Regions from separate parts of the Homo sapiens genome. Here region 2 is linked to region 1. A link is an interaction called in ENCODE POLR2A ChIA-PET data of the cell type or tissue named here. Cell type or tissue: Panc1. All regions are shown on one strand. Each heading gives the region's core, and the rest is flanking DNA. Links, peaks and the distances in the headings are about the cores only.

Region 1 (5,312 bases), core at 125-2,624:
CGAAACTCCATCTCAAAAAAAAAAAAAGGAAATCCACTAGATCGAGGTGCTTGGAAAAACAACCCATCACTAAGGATCCTTCCCTTCCTCTTCTCCATTAATACCACCTTTGTAAAGATTCCCTCCGGTACCACCCCAAAGAACTGAAGTGCAGATAATTATTTCCCAGAATGTTGTTTTTACGCTGGTGAAATTCAACGGCAAACATTTTACTAACACTCTCCTCCTTTTCCTACCTGAGGTATTAAAACTTGGAGTCAGCCTGGGTAATATTTTATAGGAAAATGCTCTTCATCACTGTACACCTGTGCCTACCATGGTACCTGGGGCATCTAGTAGGTGCCAGATAAATATATATGTACATTTTATATATATATATATATATATGTATGTATGTATATATAGTTTTTTTTTTTTTTTTTTCCCGAGACAGAGTCTTGCTCTGTCACCCAGGCTGGCATGCAGTGGCGTGATCTTGGCTCACTGCAACCTCCGCCTCCTGGTTCAAGCAATTCTCCTGCCTCAGCCTCCCAAGTAGCTGGGATTACAGGCACGCACCACCATGCCCAGCTAATTTTTGTGCTGTTAGTAGAGACGAGGTTTCACCATGATGGCCAGGCTGGTTTCAAACTCCTGACCTCAGGTGATTCGTCCACCTCAGCCTCCAAAAGTGCTGGGATTACAGGCACGAGCACTGCACCCTGCCACAGACAAATATTTACTGAGGGAATTAATGAGAAGAATCTGGGAGAAAAGAAGAAAGCAGAGATTTCTAAAATGGAAGAATTTCCCCTAGAATTATCCAGAACTGACTGTGTAATAAAAGTACACTTTTTCCTTCTTTGCTTAGCTAAGTATTGGGGAAACATTTAAAATTATTAAAAATAGAGGGAGTTTCGGGAGCCTGAAAAGTCTTTAGACCCCAAAACTGCTGGGATCCTAGGCCTTAAGATTCCAAAGAAGAGATGCTCTTAGACTTGATCCTGCCTGCTCACAGGCTCAGAGTGGACGTGGCTACTGGCTTATCTTAGGTCTAGAAGAATTAAGTGATTGCAGTATGCTCAGCTTAAAAAGTTGTCATGAACCTGGGGATGGAGTAGAGGGGGTTGGTATTTAGAACATCCTAACCACCCCTTTCTGCTCTGGTCTAGAAGGAGGCCAGAAACATTTCATAAAATGTTGTACAAAGTAGCACTCCCAGAATCCTGGCTGTTCAGCGAGGCAGTGCCGGCTGCTCAGTTGAGCATGGCCCTTTGGATTCACACGGACCTAAGTCCAAATTCTATCTGTGTCCTGAGCTGTTTAGCCTGATAAAGAAAAGTAGACACTGGGCCAGGTGCAATGGCTCATTTCTGTAATCCCAGTACTGTGGGAGGCTGAGGCAGGTTGATCACCTGAGGTTGGGAGTTTGAGACCAGCCTGACCAACATGAAAGAAACCCCTTCTCTACTAAAAATACATAATTACCCGGGCGTGGTGGCACATGCCTATAATTCCAGCTACTCGGGAGGCTGAGGCAGGAGAATCGCTTGAACCTGGGAGGCGGAGGTTGCAGTGAGCCGAGATGGCACCATTGCACCCCAGCCTGGGCAATAAGAGCAAAACTCTGTCTGGGAAAAAAAAGAAAAAAGAAGAGTAGACACCATGAGGCCTGGTAAGTATTAAGCTGCAAAGAAAACTCAGATAATTAACTTAAGCGCGGGGGAGTTAGTTGAATGGAGAGCTGCCCCAGTGAAGACCAAAGGTGAGGGATGGTGGGTGATGTGGGTGGCAAAGTTGCATGAGGAAAAGGGATGGACAGTTCAGGCTGGTGGGTCTTCGGGAGCTTGGCACAGCTGCTGGGCCCCAAGTCTATTTGTTGAGGCTGATAGTATAGTCCCAAGTACACCATTAATTTTTTTTTTGTTTTGTTTTGACATGGAGTCGTGCTCTGTTGCCCAGGCTGGAGTGCAGTGGCACAGTCTTGGCTCACTGCCATCTATCTCCGCCTCCGGGGTTCAAGCAATTCTTCTGCCTCAGCCTCCCGAGTAGCTGGGACTACAGGCGCCCACCACCACGCCTGGCTAATTTTTGTGTTTTTAGTAGAGACGGGGTTTCACCATGTTGGCCAGGCTGGTCTCGAACTCCTGACCTCGTGATCCACCCGCCTCGACCTCCCAAAGTGCTGGGATTACAGGCGTGAGCCACCGCGCCCGGCCTCATTAAGTTGTTTTTCTGCTGATTCTGACCTACTTTTCTGGAAGCAGCCACTCAGTCATTCTTTAGGAGCCGTGGCTACTTGCAATCTTATATCTTCCAGGCCCAGCATCCTGCAGCAAACAAGTCCAAACCATGTGCTAAGGGTACTAAAAATTCATTTCTCAAACCTCAGCACTATTGATATTTGGGGCCAAATCATTGTTTCTTTTATTTTATTTTATTTTTATTTATTTATTTATTTAGAGACGGAGTCTTGCTCTGTTGCCCAGGGTAGAGTACAGTGGCACGATCTCGGCTTACTGCAACCTCCACCTCCCCGTTCAAGCAATTCTCCTGCCGCAGCCTCCAGAGTAGCTGGGATTACAGGTGCCTGCCACCACACCCGGCTAATTTATTTGTATTTTTAGTAGAGATGGGGTTTCACCATGTTGTCCAGGCTGGTTTCAAACTCCTAACCTCAAGTGATCTGCCCTCCTCGGCCTCCCAAACTGTTGGAATTACAGGCGTGCGCCACCATGCCCGGCCAAAATCATTGTTTCTTATGGGGTGCTATCCTGCAGGGCAACATAGTAGGATATTTTGCAATATCCCTGGCCTCTACCCACCAGACGTCTTGCAGTATCCTCCAATTATGACAATGCAAAATGCCTATAGACATCACCAAATGTCACTGTATGCCAAATTTCCCCCATTTGCAAACCACTGCATCATACAAATTTTTCTCCATGAAATGCTTCACACAGGGCTTCCATGAGGATTGGAATTCATTAGTCTAGTTCCAGAGCAAAACCAAGAAACTCAGTATTGGCCAGGTGCAGTGGCTCACACCTGTAATCTCAGCATTTTGGGAGGCCGAGGCGGGCGGATCACGAGGTCAGGAGATAGAGACCATCCTGGCCAACATGGTGAAACCCCGTCTCTACTAAAAACACAAAAATTAGCCAGGCGTGGTGGTGGGCGCCTGTAGTCCCAGCTACTCAGGAGGCTGAGGCAGGAGAATGGCGTGAACCCAGGAGGCGGAGCTTGCAGTGAGCCGAGATCACACCACTGCACTCCAGCTTGGGCGACTGAGCAAGACTGTCTCCAAAAAAAAAAAAAAAAAAAAAAATGAAACTCAGTATCACTTTCTGTTGAGTTTATAACAGTGCTTCTTCCCAATTCTACCTTCGACGTGGGTAAGTAGATTCCTACTCAGGGCCCCAGACCTTAAACAGACCTGCTCTAGGCTTGTTTAAGCCAAGTCTCTTCCCATGGAGGAGGGAGTCAACAGGGCGAAGAGAATATGTCCACTGGAGCCTGTTCCCTCTCTCCTAGACCATTCTGGGTGCTCGCAGGACATCAAAATTTCTTGCACAGAAGGGTCAAGTCTACCTACAGGGCATACACAGCTTTTTCGCAGGGTCACTTCTCCAGACTGGGCCATGACACTGGGGTGGCCCACGTGGGGTCATGGAGTGTCAATGTAGATGGAGCTTAGATGTGTGGCCTATGCTATTTTTGGCAACGTAAATGGAGCTTAGATATGTGGGCTGTACTATTGCCCCAGATCCTGCAAATGCAACACAAGGGCCTGCTCTCTCCTTCTTGAGCCACCAGCTCTCTTACAAGATGTCATTGAGATCGCTAGCAACTCCAAAGCCTCTGTGTACCTTCTCCACTTTCCTCAATCTCTACAGAAGGTGGTGATAAGCACTCACCCCAAGTGGAGAACCAGAAGGGAAAATAAGAGGTTCCGAGAGCCCAGAGAATTCCCCCTCAGAGCAAGCAGGGGCTAGACAGCTTTGTACCTCTCCACTGAGCAAAGAGCACTACCCCGTGATCAGTGAAACACTCTCCAGGAAAACACCAGCATTCCTGGTAGATTTGTTTTCCTTTGCTTGTCTCTAATCGACACACAAGACCTTCTCTGGGCTATGGATTCCACAGTCAGATATTTAGAGAGATGTCGCCACTGCCTTCTCCTCAGTGAAGCAGTCTGGCTGATGCTCCCCCAGGGGAAATGAATCACTCTCTTGATTTTGAACTTGCACAGCCTGTTACTCACACCTTGGCTAGTGACTGACCTGTTCCATCACACCTTCTGTAGAGGCGAATCCTATGAGCTCCCGTAAGGCAGCAGCACCTGACTCACCTGGCTTCCCCACTGGGCCTAGCACAGGGCTCACACACGGTGCAGCTGCTCAGGTGTTCCTCCCTAAATCAATTAACTTTAAAATTCCACCTGGTTGGGATCAAAGTCATTGAGATTTATGAGAAAAACCAGTCCAACCAGTCCCCACTTCATGATTTTCCCCTGTGGCTCTTAGATCCTGAATCTGGTTTATTTTGTCAACTTAATATCCTGCTATCAACACTCACTTTATACTTGGCCCATGCATGGGTAGGGGCGGAGCTTCTTTACATTCTAAAGACTGGGAGCATCAAAAAGAGGAAGTTTTAGAGATTGTATTAGTTCCCTAGGGCTGCTGTAACAAAATGCCACAGACAAGGTGGCTTAAAACAACAGAAATATGGCCGGGCATGGTGGCTCATGCCTGTAATCCTAGCAGTTTGGGAGGCTGAGGTGGGAGGATCACCTGAGGTCAGGAGTTCGAGACCAGCCTGACCAACATGGAGAAACCCCATCTCTACTGAAAATACGAAAAAATTAGCCGGGCATGGTGGCGGGCGCCTGTAATCCCAGCTACTTGGGAGGCTGAGGCAGGAGAATCGCTTGAACCTGGGAGGTGGAGATTGCGGTGAGCCAAAATCATGCCACTGCACTCCAGCCTGGGCAACAAGAGCAAAACTCCATCTCAGAAAAACAAAAAAACAAACAAAACCCAGAAATATATTCTCTCTGGTTCTGAAGGTCAGAAGTCCAAAATCTAGGTGTTGGGCAGGGCCTCACACTCTCTGAAGGCTCTCAGAGAGCCTTCCTTGCCTCTTTCTTACTTCTGGGCGTGTTCCTCAGCTTATAGATATCTATCATTGCATGGCATTTTCCCTGTGTGTCTTCTCTGTGTTCAAATGTCCTTTTTTTTTTTTTTTTTTTTCTTGAGATGGAGTCTTGCTCTGTCACCCAGGCTGGAGTGCAATGGTGCAATCTCGGCTAACTGCAATCTCTGTCTCCC
Region 2 (2,500 bases), core at 1-2,500, 220 kb before region 1:
GCCCAGCCTGGGGTCTGCAGGGTTGTGTGGGTGGAGGAGGAGGATGAGGAGGCATCAGTGAGAGCTGAAGCACAGTTTGGGGACTCTGGGATTTGGCTGTGCTGTGCTTCTGGCAGTGTCAGTGGCTACACTAAAGCGAGGGCTGCCTGCTTCCCATCCTTCGCCACCTAGTACCTCTCTGTGAAGGAGGCTGCCAACCAGATCGGAGAGGGTAGAGCACGTGCTTCCCACAGAGCTCACCAGAACTCTGGGAACTTGTTGAAGAGGACCGAGCTCCCGCCCAGACCTGAGAACCCTCAGCCTTGCACTGGAAACAGCTGCAGTGGGCATGGACAGGCGGGACAGAAAACCAAAAAAACAGGAGGGCCTCCCTTAAGCACACCAGCAAGGAAAGCCTGGGGACATAGCCAGCTCAGAACTCGCCTCCTGAAGGGTGGTTGGCTTGAGGGAGACTCTGCCTAAGGTCATGTCCTGAAACAGACCCTGCCTAGACCTTGCACCAAGCGCCTGCCAGTGCTACTCTCTTCTCTAGCCACCCTTAACTTCTGTCCCCCTTACCTCGCACTTTAAGCCTCTAGGCTGTTACATATGCTGTACTCTCCACCTGGAATGCCCTTCCCTTCCTCCCTGTTTTCTACCAGGTGAAATCAGTCTTCAAGATCCAGCTCAAATGGTGCCACTAGAGAGGGACCTACTGTGAAGTCCCTCTTACTGCCCTCAGACCTGTGCCAATCATTTGTTTCTATGCCAGCTTCCCCATCTGCGAAGTAAGCCACCGTTCAGTGGGTTAAGATGTGTCTAAAGCTGGCCCAGGGCCCAGCACATAGTAGGTATGCAGAAAACGTAGTTTCTTCTTTCTCCACCTCAGAAGCTACATCTTAGTAGTGCTTGTCACTGTTACAATTAATAACATGATAATAACCATCATGGCAGCAGCTATGCATTGAATGACTACTTCGAAGTGCAGCAAAGAGGTAATTTCTGTCAATCATGGAGCATAATACTTGGCACAAAGTAGGTGATTAATCAACATATGTTGAGTGGATGGAATGAATGAGTAACTGAAAACCCTGGACTGCTGGAAATTAACAACAAAAAATAAAAACTGAGCAAGCTGGGCCCAGACCACGTTTCCAGAACCTCCCAGGGCCTCCCTGCTGGGCTCCCCACTCCTACAGCTGGAGGGGCTGGCTGTGCATGAGCCCCTCTGCTGGGCCGTTGCTTTAATGCTCTCTCAGTGGCTGGCAGGTGTGCAGCAGGGCAGCCAGCTCATTCTGGAGCTCCCCTCCCTGGCAGTGCGTTTCCATGGCTCTCTGAGTCAGCTGGGTCCTTATCCTGACCCTGCCCTGGACTGAAACCAAACTAGACAATTCTAAGCCTCAGCCCTTGTTACCCTCAGAAAGCAGTAGGAAAAGTTCAGTTCTGAACTAGGGGGGCTTCTGGTCCTAGTTTTCCCACTGACTCAGATTTCCTATCTGGCCCTGGCCTTGGCCACATCTCTTAGCCATAAAGAGGCCCTGCTCAATTCCACCTCTCAGTCCAGTGGTTCTGCCTTTTCTCTTCACCTGCCCAGGACACATTCCTTAGAAACTGGAGGTTGCTTCACACATTTGACGGAAGTTTAATCAGTAATGAAATGCAATTCCACAAACCAGGAAAAGCCACCCCCACCCACACGGCCCAGCACCATCACAATGCCTCCAAAAATACTTGGGGAAGCTTTTATTGGAATCAGTTGTCCTAGCTTTCTGGAAAGTTTCAGTTGAGATAAACGCAAACTCCGAATCGCACTCCGCGTGACTCCTCTCTAATCCTTTCCAAATGGCCATGATCCTCTTCCCTGCTGCCAAGTGTTCTGAATTCTGAGCGCCTCGTGTGAGCCTGTTTAGCTGCTAACACCAGGACCTGCCAGGAATTCTGCAGGGACAGCCCAGGTGCGAGGGGGAAAGGTAGGCACGGGCCTCTGCCTGTGCTGAGTGTGTTGGCATTTCCTAGGGGCGGGGTGCATTTTGGAGGCCATGCAGGTTTGGATTGCTGGGTTCTCTTCTAAAATGGAAGGTCGGGAAAGAAAGCTGAGATTGCATGGGAGCTAATTCTGAAGGTCTGGCAGCCTCAGTGGCAGGCAGGGAAGAGGTCCTTGCCTGTGTCAGTGCAGAAGTGGGACTGCAGGGCCTGCCCCTGCCAGCACCCTCTTTGTCACTCCCCACACTTCCTGCTGGTTTGGCATGGAATCACTTGTGTGACTGTGTGCTTAGCATCTGCTTCTCTTGCCAGATTCTGGGTTCCTGGAAGATGAGAACGCTATCTCCTCCATTCCCCTCCATGTCTCCAGTGCCTGGCACAGGGCATGGCACATGGGAGGGGCTACAGAAATATTTTCAGAATCAATGTAAATTTGAATGAATGGCCGTTTCCAAGATTCCCAACTCTACCTAGGCACCTGTTTTATAAAAAGTAAAATATGATGATCAGATGATGACCTGCTTTGTAAAAGAAGGCT

Evidence for each region. Peaks named below come from ENCODE experiments on the same cell type or tissue, not always from the same donor. Only the 100,000 strongest peaks of a DNase experiment are listed, where the experiment ranks them.
Region 2: POLR2A ChIA-PET joins it to region 1 with 13 read pairs; 2 of 35 experiments call an interaction of 5 or more read pairs at or near these places.

What each region holds. Positions count from the first base shown.
Region 1 is chr2:47,339,167-47,344,478 of GRCh38, reverse strand. The region is part of intron 1 of EPCAM-DT (EPCAM divergent transcript); the gene reads left to right. Among named protein-coding and RNA genes, the nearest start is that of EPCAM-DT, 3.3 kb to the left of the region's middle. RefSeq lists a silencer at 4,095-4,389. In Panc1, for the core only: no CTCF peak of the experiment used is centred there; no DNase peak of the experiment used is centred there; H3K4me3 peaks cover 1,089 bases; H3K27ac peaks cover 510 bases.
Region 2 is chr2:47,558,002-47,560,501 of GRCh38, reverse strand. The region is part of intron 1 of KCNK12 (potassium two pore domain channel subfamily K member 12); the gene reads left to right. It also overlaps a transcript of MSH2 not described here. Among named protein-coding and RNA genes, the nearest start is that of KCNK12, 12 kb to the left of the region's middle. In Panc1, for the core only: no CTCF peak of the experiment used is centred there; no DNase peak of the experiment used is centred there.